Linked DNA regions of Homo sapiens: region 2 is linked to region 1. Evidence: chromatin loops called from intact Hi-C (ENCODE). Cell type or tissue: ascending aorta. All regions are shown on one strand. Links, peaks and the distances in the headings refer to the core of each region. The heading gives the core; the rest is flanking DNA.

Region 1 (9,345 bases), core at 557-8,556:
GTTGTGGCAGAATAGAAGAGTGCTGGACTGAGGAGCAGAGACCTGGGTCTCATGAGATCATGAGATCAAACCACTTAAACTCTGTGTGCTTAAGTGACTTCGTTGGCAATAGAGTAATACCCTCCCTGAAGAATAAATGAGGCGATGTTGAGAAAGCATTTTATGAGCAAGCCATTTTCATTAATGCAATGGGGGAAACATGCTATGTCTAGCTTAGAGGGCTGAAACGGTCAAATGAAATAATCAACGTAAATGCTAAAAAAAAAAAATCCAGTCCACATTTATGGAATTGCCTTTATTGACAAATTGAGCGAGGGTAAACATTCGTGTATTTAAGGCATGGAGTGTTTCCCAGTTGCTTTTGAAGGTACCCATTGTCACAAAGGAGTAAAGACCTTACTAAATGGGATCTTATTTGTATTTCTGTAGCAAAGGATTTTTGTTAAAGAAGATTCAAACTCAGAGATGGTAGACTGAGTCTGCCAGGAAAACCACACACTTATACTCCTGTTCCATAGTCAACTAATATTCTGCTTCTGCTACAAACTTAATGATCATATAGGAATTATGAATTTAGACCAACAAATGCCAAAACTTGAACTATACAAGTGTATAGTTTTAGTGTAACTTTGTGTTGTCACTTTTTGCTTCTATGTGACACTTAGCAATTCTTTTTTTAAAATAAAACAACATTAGAGGTCATTTAATTGTAATGACAAATAAAATCAGCAGGTAGACTTAGGATTTCAAAGCATCTCTTTCTTGGTTGGGAAAGCTCCCTGGAGGTCCAACTTGTAGTCCTAGGTTGAGTAGGGATCAATAGGAGAATTTACTGAAGGGGCCCTATGCTCAGTTTCACCAAGTTCACAGCCAGGTTCTTATGATCTGCATCCTTCAGGTACAAGTGTGTGTTCTCTACTCCAGTAGCAGACTTGAACCCAGAGTCCCCAGTACAAGGAAGCACATATTTTTGGATTTTGCCGTGTGACCTTGTCTGGCTGGCTGGACTTTAGGAACAACTGGTCCTCATCCCTGGCAGGTTTAGGGGGAGAGTGAAACCAAGTCAGATGACTCTGAAGCTCCTTCAAACACCACGACAGAAGGAATGGATTGAGCAAGAATAATTTTTATAGACTTGGAAGTTTGAGTCCTTTTTTTTTAAAAAAAAAAACAAGGAAGTGGGGCATTCCAGATGGTAACACAAGAAACCAGGGAGATGAGAGCAGATGAAACCTTGAGGGAGAAAATGAAATTCTCTCTGAATTAGGAGAAGCGGCTGCTTTCCCTCACATCTTCCTGTGTCTGTAACTAGCTTAGTGTTTGGGATGCTTATTTTCTATTTTCTCTGCATTTTTTTAGCTGCCTCAGTGACCACTTGACCATTTATGCCGAGGCAGTAGTGGATGTTTCCAATTCAGTGCTCCTTACCTCTTAGAAAGAGAAGGATTATGCTTTCTTCATGATTGTGAGTCAGTCTATGTTCAGATTTACATTCAACTAATATTTTTCAAATATTGGCCCAGATAATTTCAAGATATGCTATCTGATCCTCAAAACAATCTTATAAATGAGGCTCAGAGAGGCAAAGGGACATTGCAAGTCATACAGGGGTTTGCATATAGCCTCCTCTCTGTAAGTCTAGAACCATCTCTGCAGCTTCCTCCTGCGTTCACCATGTTGTGTGACTTTTGTAAATACTTGAACTCTATGGAAACTCAGGAATGATGTGAAATGTTATTAGTTGGAAGCCTTGTCAGAGAAAAATGGGCTAGAGAGTTCCGTTTGCAGGCTTGAGACTATAGTTGATGGGTCTGATTCTGAATTAAAACATCCTTTAGAAAATAGATCCCGCTTTTTTTAGAGACTATCCAAGATTTAAAAGTTAAGCAGCTTTGGAATATAGCAGGCAGATAGTTCTCCTGTAATGCTTGCTTTGAAACCATGAACAATGTGTGCATAATCAGAATCTTGGATTTGCTTAATACCATTTTTTCTTGCTGAAACATTAGGTGAATGCAGAAAACTGCGCCCACCTGAACTACATGACGTCAGAATACACAAAACACGCACGTGGCACAACCTCATATGTCTACAGCTACCTCAGTTTACCCCGCGTGTTAAGAGCCACACCTGTCCATACCTGGTGTTATGACTGTCCCTCCAATTTCGGGTAACCCTCCCTCCAGCCCTTCCCAGTAACTCACCAACCGCAGCCCTTCCGACACCCACCCCACAGCCAACTTCAGGCCTTTTTCTAGGCGAAGTGACACATTTATTGTTGTGTTTATGTATTTCTTAACTATTTAATGTGTGTAAAATGGTGCTACTATTTTTATTAGGTTGCAATCTTTTTGTAAATGTCACTGATTAAATTTTTGAGTGTTGCTTTCCTAACCCCATTTTTCCCATAAGCCCTGTGTTTTTTATTGTGCATTTTGCAAAGAGTGATGATTTTTAGGACCACCTATGAGGCATTACCGAACAAGTGACTGTGTGAAGCTTTTGGACTAAACCTTCCATCTAACTTCACTCTATTAAATGAGTTATTTTCAGGATAAGACAGTCTCATCTATTTACAAATACTTTATCATATAATGAAGTTCTACTTATGATTTATTCAGAATCCACACAAGAAGGCGTAGATTTGCTCAAGGAACAAAATTAATGACATTTTAAAATCTTACAACTGGAGAGGATGATTAATGGGAAAAGAGCTAACATTTCATGAAAACTAGCTTTATGCCAGGTCCTGTTGGATGCCTTCCAATAATGACTGCATTTCATTCTCATGTCAACCTGTTCGGGTGGTAGGGAATTTTGGCATGGAGAGAGTGAAAGTTGCTCAATGTCCGTACAGCTCCTAAGTGACTGGGCTGCGAGTCACCACTGAGGAGCAGCCCATCTGGAGGTATGATCACAGCAACATGGGCTCCAGACTGTTCTTGGTCCTTGTTGTTCATCGTCTTTCCCATTCCATACTTGCGTGTTTCTGTCTTCTGACACAAATAGACTACTAGTGGGTTCCTGTGGGTTGCTGCTGACAATCCATCCATTTACCCAGGCTACATTTTTGTATCCATTTTTTTCAACCTTTTAATTTTTTATCACCCCACAACCTGGGAGACTTTTTAAGCATTTTTTTTCCTAATTGCCTCCCTATGCAATCTTTTTTTTTTTTTTTTTTTTTTTTTTGAGACAGAGTCTCGCTCTGTCATCCAGGCTGGAGTGGCACCATCTCGGCTCACTGCAACCTCTACCTCTTGGGTTCAAGTGATTCTCCTGTCTCAGCCTCCTGAGTAGCTGGGATTACAGGCGCCCACCACCACGCATGGCTAATTTTTGTATTTTTAGTAGAGATGGGGTTTCACCATGTTGGTCAGGCTGGTCTTGAACTCCTGAGCTCAAGTGATCTGCCCACCTCAGCCTCCCAAAGAGCTGGGATTACAGGCATGAGCCACCATGCCCAGCCCCTATGCAGTCTTAACACCCCAGATACACTGCATATCTGTCTATGTGCTGTGTGTATATTTGTGCTTTATATGCATTAAAGAGTAAAGTTGTTTTTGCCCCTCAAGAAGTCATTTTCATCCTATTGGGGTGATCTTGCCTGTGTTGAAAAGGCATGTTCTGTATCTTCAGTTATTTTTAATATGTAGATCCGCTTTTAAAATTAGTATCATGCTACCTTAGAAGCATATACCTGAGTTTGTGAAGACAAGCCCCCTTGTCTGGGCTGTGATTCCTAGTATCTTATGATGAGCCCGACAGGATGACACAGCCAGGTGACTCACATAGAGCTAAGCTCTGTGAGAAAGCGAGGCCTCAGAGGTAGCACATGATTTCCCTTCTTCCAGTTTCTCTATATAAAGAAATAAAGAGCACACATCAAACCAAACATAAATGGAAAGAAATCAATGGTTGAATGACACATGATTCTGGCTTGTCAGCCCTAGTTGGCACCTTTCGCTCCAAATCATCATCTTTCTAAGATACTAAATTATAGATTCCAACCAAGGTGATTAGTGCTGCTCACACTTTAATGTGCATTGGCATCACCCATGAATCTTGTTAAATTGCAGATTCTCATTCAAGTAGGCCTGGGATTCTGCATTTCTGACAAACTCCCAGGTAATACAGCCACTGCTTGGTCCCAGAACCATACTTTGAGCAGCAGTAGCCTAAGAATACACAGAGGCAATTAAAACTAGCTCTCAAACTATTTTAAGAATTTCAGAAAGCCGAAAGCAGTGGTTCTCACTCAGAAGCGATTTGTTCCCCAGGGGCCATTTGGCAATGTCTTGCAGACATTTTTGGTCGTTATAACTAGAGGATGCTACTGACATCTAGTGGGTGGAGGCCAGGGATGCTGCTAAATAGTCTACAATTCACAGGACAGCCCCCATCAGAAAGAATTATCTGGCCCAGAATATCCATTGTGCTGAGGTTGGAAACCCTTGCCTAAAGGAAATCACACACTTACTCCCAGTAAAGCAGCATGGACAAATACAGATACCCTCTCTCCTTGGCAAGAGTGATATTCAATTCAATGTGATAGCCCCAAATAGTTTGTAGTGGTCAAGCTCTGCAGTTGACATTAATAGATTACTCTAACTGATATGGGGAAGTAAGTTAATTGTAATATAAAGAAATGCAGTTAAGCAGATTAAAAGGAAAACACTTTTGGAGTCATGAGCTGTCAGAGGAGATTTACATGTAGCAAAGGAGACCCTGCTGGTTGAAGGATGGGAATGCCTGTCCCTTATTGGGCAGGAATTGGGTGGGCTGACCAGGCTGTGTACGCCTGGCTGGCACTGTTTATTGGAGTGGTGTTCGAGCGAGCCCATCTGGACATTTTTGGAACAAACTTGGGACATTCCTTTGGCCTTCTGAATATGACTTGCAGCTGGGTAGGGAAGTAGTGCAATATTATCCACAGATTGAAGATTCTTTCAAACAACAGAAATAATCAAGAATTCACTGTGGAGGATTTTCCCCTCCAGAGAGTAACAGATAGATTGATGCGTAGATCTAGGTATGCTTATTAACAAACCATTCCTGTTTCATGGGATGTACATGTGGCAGCATCTGGATTATTTAATGTGTTAATATAGTCAGTTTGTATATGAATAATTTAAAACAGTAGCAAGAGATAAAAGTAGCTCATCTGAAGAAGGGTTGTTTGAGAGCTTTTTTTCTGTCAAGTATAATTTTACTCTCAGGTTAAATGAAATTTATTAAGATGCAATTTGCTCCTGGGAGGTATTTGTGAGTTTAACCACAGTCTGTCTTGGAAGATATTATGACAGTAAGTAAATGTCACCTGGATAATACTGATCCATTCACAGAAGGGAGAAAAAGTGTGTTGGGTCAATTAAGGTGGTTTAAAAATGTGTTGACTCTGAAGAAGAAAAGTATCTAAAGTACACAACTCTAACAAATCTCAAGGCCAGTGGGACTTTACAGACTGAGCCCAATTGTGTTGAGTCTGTGTATTGTATATACTTAACACAAGCAAACACAGACTTTTTCTACAAATGAAAACATGTCTGCTGAGCAGTTGACTCAGTCATCTGGAATAAATGTTCTTTATTTGTGTTTCCATGGGTAAAATCAAGTTAATGAACTGAACCATCACAATTTCTCTTATTTAATTTTTAAAACTCTAGATTACCCTGTCTTCTATCTCTATGTAATTCCTGTGTTAGAGCAAACATAGGAAATTGTCAATATGGCAGAGTGCGGTGGCTCATGCCTGTAATCCCAGCACTTTGGGAGGCCGAGGCAGGTGGATCACCTGAGGTCAGGAGTTCGAGACCAGCCTGGCTAGCATGGTGAAACCCCGTCTCTACTAAAAATACAAAAATTAGCTGGGTGTGGTGGCACACACCTGTAGTCTCAGCTACTTGGGAGGCTGAGGCAGGAAAATCACTTGAACCTGGGAGGCAGAGGATGCAGTGAGCCGAGATCACACCACTGTGCACTCCAGCCTGGGCGACAGAGCAAGACTCTGTCTCAATTTGAAAAAAAAGAGAGAAATTGTCAATATGGGGCCATGTTTTACCTACAAAACTAGCAATTTCATGTTGTTCTGTCTAATATTACTTAGGAACATTTTAATTCTTGCATTAAAAAGTAGCTTTTATAAGCATGAGGGTTAATATCTAGGCATAATGTGTTTTCTGAACAGCTGGCTCTGTTTTTCGTCTCTGTGCAGGATATGATTTCACACCAGTAACCCTTCAACTTGGGGTGACACCTTTCATAGGAGTCATGGTAGTTCTTTCTGTTATTTTTCTAGCCATATGGAGGTCTCATTTCTCTTAATTCTTAAAATGATGGACTACCTGTCTTCTAGCTGTATATTATTTACTTTTTTGTTCATAAGCACCATACTTAAGATTTTTTTCTTTTATTTTTAAGGAGAAAAAAAGGCTGCAGTGAGCTATGATTATGACACTACACTCACCCAGGATGGAGTGCAGTGTCATGATCATAGCTCACTGCAGCCTCGACCTCCTGGGCTCAAGAGATCCTCCTGCCTCAGCCTCCCAAATAGCTGGGACTACAAGTGTATGCCACCACACACGGTTAATTAAAAAAAAAAAAAAAAAGTTTTTCTAGCAACAGTGTCTCACTATGTTGCCCAGGCTGGTTTTGAACTCCTGGGCTCAAGTGGTCCTCCCATCTGGGCCTCGCAAAATGTTGGCATTACAGGAGTGAGCCACCATGCCCAGTCCCATATTTAAGATTTTTCTAAAGCCCTAATTTTAAGATTTTCAAAAATGCTAATTGTATCCTACTGTTTCTGCCCCAAGAACCAGACACCTAGATCTCAAGATATGGACAGGTATTTATTGGAAAGAAATGAGGATTTTGAGGTCATAGAAGTGTCTAAAACATCAAGATTTATTAAAATGATTTTTTACAGCTGATGTTCTAACATTCATTATTGTTTCCTATGATAGAGATACAAATTGAGTCACTTTTCAAACATACTTTACTGTTGAATACCTATAAAAATCTCATGGAACTAGCAGTCCTTAGTATACAGTCAGGAAAATTCTGTTTTACACTAGTCACTTTCCAGAAAGGTTTATTAATAACTGGCTATATAATTCTTTCCCCAGAATATGTTGTTCTTTGTGGATTTTTTCACCCCCCACCCCCAGCTTTTGGTCTATTCCAAAATACACACGGGCTTGACCTAAGAATTTTGCTAAAGGAATTATTCTCCTCTAGGGAAATGAAGCAGCATGTTTCAACACAAGCTTAGAAATCTTAAAACAACTAAAAATGAAAAAAAAAAGTACCAGGTCGTTATTATGTTCTGCAAAAATTAGATTTACGGGTTTTACTGTAGCCATTGTCAATGCCTTACTGAGGGATAGGATCATAGCAGAAAGATGCTAAGGAGCTTATGGTCCCCCTGGGCTGTTGTGATTATGTGGATATATTTAGAAGCTACAAAGAAAGCAGAGCATCAGCTGAGATGCCCCAGTAGACACTCTCAAATTCAGATCTCTCCCATTATGAGAAAAACCCTCAAAAGAAAATATTCACTTGGCAAGGAATGAAGAGCTTTTTTACTCACCAAAATGATGTCGTAATGTTTCAGGGAGAACAGTGACTGCGACTTACTTATTATTGTCATTTATATCTCCTAGGGCTGAACAGTTGTCAGAGAGGATAAGAGATAGGGGGAGTGTATGGGAGGCCTGCTTTGGTTCTCTGCTTATATAAACCTCCACATTTTAGCAGATTTATGTTTCATCCTTAAAATGAGTTAAAAACAGCAGACCCTTTTGTTGCAGATGCAAGATATAACATGTAAAGTGGTTCCATAGCAAATTGCTATTTAGAAAAGAACCCAACGTTATTTTTAACCAACTGTTTGATCTCCTGTATTCTTTCTTATGTGGTTTTATGAATTTTTGTTTCACTTGTAAATAATCGGTAGCAAATGAGTGTGTGAGGCTATGATTTAATTTGTAACAAGGTACAATAAAATACCTCAGCCTGTGACTCAACTATTTTAAGAGGACAAATATGCTAAATAGGAATATTCGTTTCTAACCCTATAGTAAATGAAATGTACCTAAGATCCATGGCTGAAAAAACCTGCCTTATACAAATTCACATAAGAGAGATCAAATGTGGTGAAGGTTGCTTGATAAACTTCTATTGTCTAGCTTGTCTGATGAGCTAGATTTCACAGTATTATGTCCAGATTTACCACAATAATACTGCATAGTTTTTTTCAAGTCTTCGATCTAAGAGGTTCTAGTTTGAAGAGGAGGGGTTCTGTGTCATTCATACAGTGGCTGTGATGCACATCCGTTTGATCTGTGGGCTCATTTAAAGGCTTAGTGGACTGAAATGTTTTGGGGTCACCTGGAGGGGATCAGTGTGTCTGGGCTTTGCTTCCCTGTCTTCCTTACGTATGTGGAAACGGTGAGTGTTGTTCCCTGAGATGTCCTAGAGAGACAACCTTTTCCCAAGTGACAGTGAGTTTCCGTCTTGGAATCAGCTTTGCTTATCCCAGGGAGGATCCAGGCCTGGCGCCAGCAAGTTCTCCCCATGAGGTCTCTGAGGATGTGGAGAGAAGGAATGCCCTGCAGAGTTTCAGCCTGTTACTCTAAACCTCCAGGCATGTTTAAGACCCCTTGGGAGAAGAGGAGGGAGACCTCCATCCGTTTACAACATCTCTGCACAGAAGGCAAATTCTCTTCTCTTGCATAGTACCCTAATGGCAAAGGCATACATGCACCAGGCTCAATTACTTTTAGTGAAGAAAATAAACCAGATCTGTGGAAGGCTTCCCTTCAGTGACTTGGGGAACTCTAGTTTATGAGTGAAAGTAAAGATACGAGCTAGTAGGTGACTTTTGGTGTATGAGCCCTTATTTGTGGGGTATTAAAAACCATGGGCTATCCAGTAACTCAGTAACTCAGGACACACACAGCATTTTGTGGTCCCTGATGTCTTTCTTCGTTTTGGCTGCTGCTTTGGCCATTCAGTCAAATTTGACCATTGGTTTTCATTAAGATTGGCCCTCAGATACAGAGCAGGGAAAAGAAATGAAATTTAAGCTTGTACATGATATAAATTGTCATCAACTCCATTAATGTGTTGGTCAGAGAGAAGGCGGAAGCCAATATTTGACAGGAAGCATGTTTTTTTTTTTTTGTAGATTCAGTGTGACCACCACACCGTCTCGTGCTTGTAGGTAATTTAATTTAACCTAGGAGGAAAATCTAGTCATTTGAGAAACTAAGATAATTAATTATATGCTTTTAAGATGGAGTTCTTAGATGTGAGATCTTGGAGATCCCTGAGACCATGTTT
Region 2 (9,345 bases), core at 349-8,348, 110 kb after region 1:
AAAATTGCAGATATTAAATACTTCTCAAATGTCTGGAGTAGCCTCCAGATTGCTGTGCTCTTAAAATCTGTGTCATCTGGACTTAGAGCTGGCTTCCCCTACTCTCCATTGATCTCCATGATTCCTTGCTGTCCCACTTTACCAGGCTAAAAGCCTTTGGGAAAACCAAAGCCAGTTCCCACAAAAGGCAAAGGAAGAGACTAACAAGTATCTGGTTGTTGGATTTGTTTATTCCCAGTCATGGAAGCGTATCATTGCTTTTATTGACTTGCTTATCTTCTGCTAGTACCATATTGCAAATGTTAGAGGCTCATCTATTTTAAGACTTCCATAGTGTTTTCACAAAAATGAAAATCCCTTATTAAACAGATTTTAGGACAAGCTTCTAAAAGGACCTGCCAAAAAGTGATTTCCTTTCTATCATTAGAAATAGTTTCCACATTCTTATCGTTATGTAGTTGAACTTTTATGTCCAGGACTGCATGAAAGACGTGAGAACTGAGAAGCAACCTATATTTGATTTCGCACTTTGTTCTTGGACAGGAAGCCCCTGTCAACTGACTTCACATCTTTTTAATGCACTATATTAGTGGTTCACAGAACTTTCTGGGTGTTAGGTCCCTTTATGTGCTTAGAAACAGTTGACCCCAAAACGCCTTTGCTCTTCTGAGTTGTGCCTATAAATATTTTCTATATTAGAAGCTAGAACTGAGGGCTGGGCATGGTGGCTCATGCCTGTAATCCCAGCACTTTGGGAGGCCAACGTGGGCAGATCACCTGAGGTCGGGAGTTCAAAACCAGCCTGGTCAACATGGCGAAACCCCATCTCTACTGAAAATACAAAAATTAGCCAGGCCAGCCAGGCACAGTGGCTCACACCTGTAATCTCAGCACTTTGGGAGGCCGAGGTGGGCGGATCACCTGAGGTCAGGAGTTCGAGACCAGCCTGACCAACATGGAGAAACCCCGTCTCTACTAAAAATACAAAATTAGCCAGCATGGTGGTGCGTGCCTGTAATGCCAGCTACTTGGGAGGCTGAGGCAGGAGAATCGCTTGAACCTGGGAGGCTGAGGTTGCAGTGAGCCGAGCTGGCACCATTGCACTCCAGCCTGGGCAACAAGAGTGAAACTCCATCTCAAAATAAAATAAAATAATAAATAAATAAGCCAGGCATGGCAGCATGTGCCTTAATTCCAGCTATTTGGGAGGCTGAGGCAGGAGAATCACTTGAACCCGGGAGGCAGAGGTTGCACTGAACTGAGATCGTGCCACTGCACTCCAGCCTTTGAGTTTTTTAAGATGGAGCGAGACTCCATCTTAAAAAAAAAAAAAAAAAAAGAAAAGAAATTAGAACTGAGAAGTTTATTACTTAATAATAAACTTAGTCATTTAAAATAATAGCAAATCCATTATATGTCAACCTAAGTAATGTTTAGGAAAGATAACGATTTTCAAAAAGAAAATAATATTTTAGTGTGAGGAATAGGACTGTTTTACATTTTTGCAAATCTCTTTAATATCTGGCTTAACAGTAGACAGCTGGACTCTTACATCTGCCTCTGCATTCATTCAGAGGCATCTTGGGGTATCTTGCTTTGGTTGAAGTATATGAAGAAAACTCAAATTTCTCACAGGTATGTGCTTGGAGAATGGAGGAGTGTTTTAATGGCCTTTGCAGATAATTATGAAATTCTTCCTTGATACTACACCAAAATTCAGCAGCTAGTGGTTTCTTAAAGACTACTTGTAATGTGGAATCTGAAACCATATTGATGATATTTTTGTACTCTTTTCCACTAAAATTCATTGCTTGATCTTGCACTTTGATTGACTCTTATATTCAAGAATTATTTTCCCTTGGCTATTTGGAAAATATTGGTTCTCTGAGTTGTGCAGATCTTCCAGACGTTGACACATTTAATTAAACCATGTCAAAAAAATTTCATTGGTTAATGTCACCACCAATTTCATCAAGAAGTCTGGTAAGTATTTGGAAGCTGTCAGTCTCACTATGGCAGGTACAAGTTTTCCAAAATTGATTGGCAACAGATACTATCAGTTGTTTTCTTTGAAGTGACAAGCTGTTCATTTTTGGGAAAGTTTCTGCCAAATACTTAAGTCTAAAAAACTATATCTTGTCAGGCATTCTTTCAAGAAAGGGGGTGTTTGCCCCCAGAAAGGTACAAGTTTGGCTCATAACTCAGTTACATAAGAATGTTTCCTGCAGCCCACTGTCACACGCTGGTTTGTGGTAGAAGGGCTCTCTGCATCCTCTCACTCATTTCATTACACAAACTGTTCGAAAGGCACATACTCGGGGGTTGAGATTTAATCAAATTAATAATTTTTTATTGCATCGAGGACATTTGGAAGTGAAACTGGCTTTTTAATTTATTTTCTTGCGAGCGCGTGGTAGTGAGGAATGTGTTCCTGCTAAGTACACTATGGAGCCACTGCCCGATTCACGCTCAGGCATCAGCAGTTTTACTGTGCAAATGTCAAGCAGTGAAAAAAGTAAATAACATCTTGGTGCTATTATAAAAAGTTTTGGCTTCACAGTCCTCCTGCAAGGATCTTGAGGTCTGCCGGGGCTGCACAGACCGTCTTTGAGGGCCCACTCCTGGCTCAGAGTGAGACTGGTGGGCAGGCAGGATAGAATCTCTTGGGAGCTCAATGTCCTTTCCAGACCTGCCTGAACAGAATCTGCGTTTTAATGAAGTCCCGAGGAGATTTATACGCAGGTTAAAGTTTTCCTGTAGTCCCAGCTATTTGGGAGGCTGAGGCAGGAGGATGGCTTGAGCCCAGGAGGCAGAAGTTGCAGAGAGCTGAGATTGCACTGCTGCACTTGAACCTGGGTAACAGAGTGAGATTGTATCTGGGAAAAAAAAAAAAAAGAGAGAGAGAGAGAGAACCACTGCTCTTTAACAGAGGTCTGCAAAACTTTCCTTTAAAGGGCCACATAGTAAATACCTGTGGCAACAACTCAACCCTGCCTTTGTAGCTTGAAAGTAGCCATAGACCATATGTAAATGAATGAGCGTGGCTGTGTGCCAATACAACTTTATTTATAGACACAGAAATTTGAATTTTGTGTACCTTTCATGTGTCACAAAATAGGTTTTTTAATATATTCTAAGCGGTTAAAAAAGTAACCACTTGGAATCATGTCAAAATCATTCTGAGTTTGCAGGCCATGAGGAGAGCCAGATTTAGCTGGTGGGCCACAGTTTGCTGACCTGTGCTATATAACACTGAGTGCTCATTGAAGTTACCGGGGGAGCTTCAAAAAAACAAACCCCAACCCTCTAATTCCTGAGTCCCGTCCCCAATAAATTCTGATAAAATTGGTCTGGGGTGAAGCCAGGGCATCAGGATTTTCAGATGCTCCCCAGATTATTCCAATGTGTAGGAAAAATGGAGAACCTCTGCTCTATAATGTTTTCCAAGAAAGTTAGTTTTCTTTTAAGCATTTCTTTTTAAGATTTTAGAATTTGGCAGTGTCACCAAATGTCTGAGACCAGAATTATGTATTGTAACCTTAGAGCAGGGTTTCTCACTCTTGGCACTGTGAACCCAAAGCTATCTGAGATAGGTCTCAATCAATTTAGAAAGTTAATTTTAGCAAGCTTAAGAACCTGTGACACAGCCTCGGGAGATCCTAATAACATGTGCCTAAGGTGGACGGGGCACAGCTTACTTTTATACCTTTTAGGGAGACATGAGACATCAATCAATACCTGTGAGATGTACATTGGTTCAATCTGGAAAGGCAGGACAACTCAAAGGGGGTCAGAGGGTGGCTTGCAGGTTATAGGAAGATTTAAAAATTATGTAAAGACCTGGAATCCATAGAAAGGAATGTCTGGGTTATGATGATAAGGGGTTGTGGAGAGCAAAGTTTTATCCTGTAGGTGAAGCCTCCAGGTAGCAGGCTTCAGAGAGAATAGATTGTAAATGTCTCTTAGCAGATTTAAGGTCTGTTGATGTTAATGCTGGTTGGCTTTTCCTGAATTCCAGAAGGGAGGAGGGTATAATGAGGTATGTTTGACTCTCCCTTCCAATCATGGCCTGAACTAGTTTTTTCAGGCTAACTTTGGAATCCCCCTGGCAGAGACCAGGAATCTATTCAGATGGTTGGGGGTGGGGTGGGGGGTGCTTAGAATTTTTTTTTTTTTTTTTTTTTAAACGGAGTCTCGCTCTGTCGCCAGGCTGGAGTGCAGTGGCACAATCTCAGCTCACTGCCACCTCCAACTCCCTGGTTCAAGCGATTCTCCTGCCTCAGCCTCCCAAGTAGCTGGGATTACAGGCATGCGCCACCACACCCAGCTAATTTTTGTGTTTTTAGTAGAGACGGGGTTTCACCATGTTGGCTGGGATGGTGTCGATCTCCTGACCTCGTGATCTGCCTGCCCTGGTCTCCCAAAGTGCTGGGATTACAGGCGTGAGCCACCCCGCCCGGCCCAGAGTTTTATTTTTGGTTTATAGCACTATTGGCATTTTGGGTGTGACCATTCTTTATTTGGGGATGGGGGCTGTCCTGTGTATTCTAGGAGGTTTAGGAGCATCCCTGGCCTCTACCCACTAGATGCCAGTAGTGTCCCCCACCCTCAGTTGTAACAACCAAAACTGTCTCCAGACACCGCTAAATGTCCCTGGGTGGCAAAATTGCCTGGATTAGGAACCAGTGGTCTAAACGATGTAGATGTTTTTTGTGCTACTTCAGAGAATCTCCACATTGGAGCTATTGACATCTGGGGCTGGGTAATTCTTTGTTATAAGAGCATATTCTGTACACTGTGGGTGTTGAGCAGCATCCCTGGTCTCTACTCACTAGATGCCAGAAGCACCCTCTCCCCCAGCTTTGGCAACGAAAAATATCTCCAGATATTGCCAAATGTCCCCTGAGGGGCACAGTCACCCCCTGTTGAGAATTGCTTGGCCAGCTCAGAATCAGGGAAGCTTCTGTCCACTGACATTCACTGCTGCTTCTCTTAGGATTTTCGCCCTCTCCATTTTCCCATTGCTTGTTGCTTGAAAGTTGTAAAGCTTGGTTCCTGCATCTTTTCTTTTTAATTTTGTGGCTCATTAGGAATCAGTAATATAGCAAGGAAGGCCCCATGTAGAGAGGTAAGGGGGTGGTTTTTTTGTGTGGTGTTTGTTGGGGGGTGTTTGGGAGGGTGTGTGTGTGTGTGTATGTATGTGTGACATTCATTCCCTGGGGAAGAATCTGAGCCCTTGTTCCTGCCAGCCCTACGTCTGAGCCAGCATTAAATCTGCAGCCAAGATCACAGACAACTTGGGCAAATCACTTGGCCATTATGAACTCACAGCCATGGCAACGGCCATCCACAAGCCTGAGGACAAAAGGTGTTTTATTCTGTTGTTCTGCACAAAAGGTTCTAGGGATACTGGAGACAAAATAGCCTTTGAGACTTAAAGGCATTGATGTGTATTTTTTTTTTCCCTACTACATGGCTTATATTTAAACTGTCTTAGGCTAATGTACACTGTAATTTTTGTGTGAATCAAAACCTAAAATTCTTTTTATCCAGAGGCCAGCTAAATGAAGGCATAAGACAGCCCAACAGAGGCTTTTAGGGTTTGGTGAGAGGTATTGAGAATTACTAGTAAAATGTGCTAGAAAGCCTGGCATTCTAGCCTGGCCAACATGGCAAGACCCCGTCTGTACTAAAAATACAAAAAATTAGCTGGATGTGGTGGCATGTGCCTGTAATGCCAGCTACTAGGGAGGCTGAGGCATAAGACTCACTTGAACCCAGGAGGTTGAGGCTGCAGTGAGCGGAGATCACACCACTCACTCCAGCCTGGGCAATAGAGTGAGACTCTTTCTCAGGAAAGAAAGAAAAAAAAAAAACCTGGCATTGATTATTATTTTTTTACATGAATACATCACAGTCATCAAAAAAATGCTTTCCTTATTTTTTCTCGTTCACGTTACCCAATGTTGTCATTGCTGGTTTGAAGCTTGGGAAAATTCAGTCTGTGGATTTATAGGAGCATCCAAGAAAAGCACTGATCTTCCTTAGCTATCGTAAACTTTTAACAGCATGGTGTTCTGCTGGTACTTGGCACCACCCCTATATTTAAAAACATCAGCTTGCCTATGACTACTAAGGACAGCCTGAATCCCAGATCTACTTCCTTTTTGTGCACAGGCACTCCCAGCACTTTAGGGGGTGGTTGGAGTGTGTGTGTTTAGAAATCTGCTTTCTCAGGTGACTCAATTCCCGTCTTCTCAGACCCTGTCTATGGCATGACACTAAAGCATGAAAAATTCCAAGGTTAACAGTACTTGTTTGGCTCACAAAAATGCACTCTAGCTGCACTCTTTTCAAGATGGCTGGACAACTTGGAACATTTTGTTTTTCTTAACTGTAGTCCTTGGAACTTGCCATTTGATTCACAAGTGACTGGAGGGTTATGGCCAAACCCAGTGGGCCACGTCTTAGAGAAAAAACATCACACACCATCGAATATGAAAGCAGGCACTTCAAACAGACTCAGGATGCCACACCTGAGACCGGGAAGATGCCACTGTTGACTAGAAATGGGCTTCTCAAATTTTCATGTGCACACAAATCACCCCAGAGGCCTTGTTAAAATGCAGATTCTGACTCAGTCTGGGGTCACTTCCAACATTCTTTATTTCTCACAAGTTCCTCCCTGCTGAAGCTGACACTGCTGGTCCAATGAACACACTTTGCAAAGCACATGGAATTGACAAATGACAAATGGTCCACTCATATCTTTTCTTGACCTCTGATAGTTTTCCTTGTTGCCCAGTAGAAGCTGCCAGCATCCAAGTTCAGCTCTTCTCAGCTACAGATCCATATATCCCTTCACATCATCCAGAGTGATCTTTCACAACCCCAATCTGTTTCCCATGCTTAAAAATGCTCCCTGGCAGACCAGGCATGGTGGCTCACACCTGTAATTGCAGCACTTTGGGAGGCCGAGGCGGGAGGATCACTTGAGCCCAAGAGTTTGAGAACAGCCTGGGTAACATAAGGAGACCCTGTCACTACAAAAAAATTAAAAAATAAAAAATGAGCTGGGTGCAGTGGCATGGGCCTGTGGTCCCAGCTACTTGGGAGGCTGAGGTGGGAGGATCGCTTGAGCCAGAGAGTTCAACACCGCAGTGAGCAGTGATTGTGCCACTGCACTCCAACCTAGGCAACAGAGCAAGACCCTGTTTCAAAAAACAAAACAAAACAAAAAAAAAACGCAGTGGCTTCCCATGATTTTGTTTTTTTTGTCTTTTTGTTTTTGTTTTTGTTTTTGTTTTGAGATGGAGTCTTGCTCTGTCACCCAGGCTGGAGTGCAGTGGTGCAATCTCGGCTCACTGCACCCTCCGCCTTCCGGGTTCACGCCATTCTCCTGCCTCAGCCTCCCGAGTAGCTGGGACTACAGGCGCCCACCACCACGCCCAGCTAATTTTTTGTATTTTTAGTAGAGACGGGGTTTCACCGTGTTAGCCAGGATGGTCTCGATCTCCTGACCTCGTGATCCGCCCGTCTTGGCCTCCCAAAGTGCTGGGATTACAGGCGTGAGCCACGGCGCCTGGTCAAGGCTTCCCATGATTTTGAAGATAAAGTCCAGAATTCTTAAGGTGGCCTGGAAAGCCCTAGGTGGTCTAGCTCCTATATTACCTATATCCTCTAGCTCCTAAATAAACACATTTAGCTTTTTCTTACTAACTTTTTGCAGCAGTTTTGGTTCCTCTAGGATGAGTGTGTGATATGTGACTAAATTGCCCAGTGTTCAAAGATATCATGCACACTGTGACCAGAGGTGGCTTCTATACTGACATAGAAGATACAGTGGAGAGTGATCCATTTATAGATTGTTGGATATCTACCACACATGCAATCTTAACCCTGAAGATAACTGGTCAACCAAGCTAGAATAAGCTCTACATCCAGCTGTATTATGTCCTATAAATTTTTCCCATATTTTATGTCACTAGCTTCTAGTCATGTTGGCTGGCACAGTCCGTAAGAGTTTTATCTGTGCCAGTGGAGCAAAGATGGTGATTTCTGTTCTATAGGAGCCAGGGTTCCTACAGCCACAAATAAAATCATCTGCTGAAAACCTAAGAGCATTGGCATCTGCTGAGAGAGCATGATTCATTGAAGTGATCCCCCAAATTCTTGAGTTCCTGGTTTTCCCTGCTGTTATAAAACTAGATCCACAGCATGAGGTATATACAGAGTCCTTGAGAGATATAAATTGGAGGGAAACTTTAGCTTTGATCTAGTATTGAATTTGGGATTGAACAGCATCATTCTTCTAACCCCACTTGGCTTTTTGAGCCTGGGAGAGCTGTGATATTTCTTTGGAATGCTCTAACCATTTGGATGAAAGACCGTTTGAAGTGGCAACTGTGGATTTGGAAGGATGAGTTCTATCGTTAAAGGGCGAGTGTGCTGCACCATAACACCTAACCCTAACTCCAAATGATGAAAAAGGGTGTGGGTTTAGTTTAAAAATATATATAGATGTATACATCTATATATACACACAGAGAATTAATGAACAATTTTATCTGGTTATATATCAGTGTCACCACATCAGCTGTTTAAGTATTCTGGATACTAGATCTTTCTGTAGAAGGACCCATCCAGTATGAATTATTTGCCCTTCTGATCTTCCCTGTCCCCCTTCTCTCCACTCTCTTTCCACTGGCTCTGCAGGGGTCTGTATCTTTGCCCCCATCATGCTGGACTATAATAATTGTGTTACTTGTCTGCCTGCAGTATTGGATTTATCTTGAAGCCAGAAAGGTATCTTATTTCAGTTTTGTGTACTTGGCACCCAGTAGGTCTTCACAAAATACTGAATTAATGAAATCCAACAGAAAACCCAGTTAGAACCCAGCTCCTGGGTTATAGAAAATCAAATATGTGACAATTCAAAATGTATCTTCCAAAGCAGTGTGTTCTGTGATGATGAAATGTCCTATATCTGTGTTGTCCAATACGGTAGCCACTAGTCCATGTGGCTTTTGAGCATATGAAATGTGGTTTGTGCAACAGAGGACCTGAAATTTTCATTTTATTTAATTTTAAATAAACGTAAATAGCTACATGTCTTAGTGGCTACCATTTTGGACCACACAGCCCCAAGGCCTCACATCTTTATCCTTTAAGAACCAGATACAACTTTGTTAGCCAGGAAAGCAGGCATTCATCTTTTTCTTAACATGATCATAGAGGCTGAGAATGTGGGGAGGTTGTGGATGATACAATACCCATGTCTGTTTTCTCTTTATAATGAGATACGTCAAGGCCAAGGATTCTAGTTTCTCTTAGTTTGGGAACCTG

The links. Peaks named below come from ENCODE experiments on the same cell type or tissue, not always from the same donor. Only the 100,000 strongest peaks of a DNase experiment are listed, where the experiment ranks them.
Region 2: a loop joins it to region 1, with 3 times the contacts of the local background. A loop is called at or near these places in 4 of 110 quality-filtered maps.

Annotation. Positions count from the first base shown.
Region 1 is chrX:13,893,253-13,902,597 of GRCh38, reverse strand. It overlaps a transcript of GPM6B not described here. Among named protein-coding and RNA genes, the nearest start is that of GPM6B, 81 kb to the right of the region's middle. In ascending aorta, for the core only: a CTCF peak has its summit at 4,327 (motif pointing left); DNase peaks (open chromatin) are centred at 2,827, 4,286 and 7,157; H3K27ac peaks cover 972 bases.
Region 2 is chrX:13,787,737-13,797,081 of GRCh38, reverse strand. All of the region lies in intron 2 of GPM6B (glycoprotein M6B), which reads left to right. Among named protein-coding and RNA genes, the nearest start is that of GPM6B, 25 kb to the left of the region's middle. In ascending aorta, for the core only: no CTCF peak of the experiment used is centred there; a DNase peak (open chromatin) is centred at 5,298; H3K4me3 peaks cover 895 bases; H3K27ac peaks cover 1,187 bases.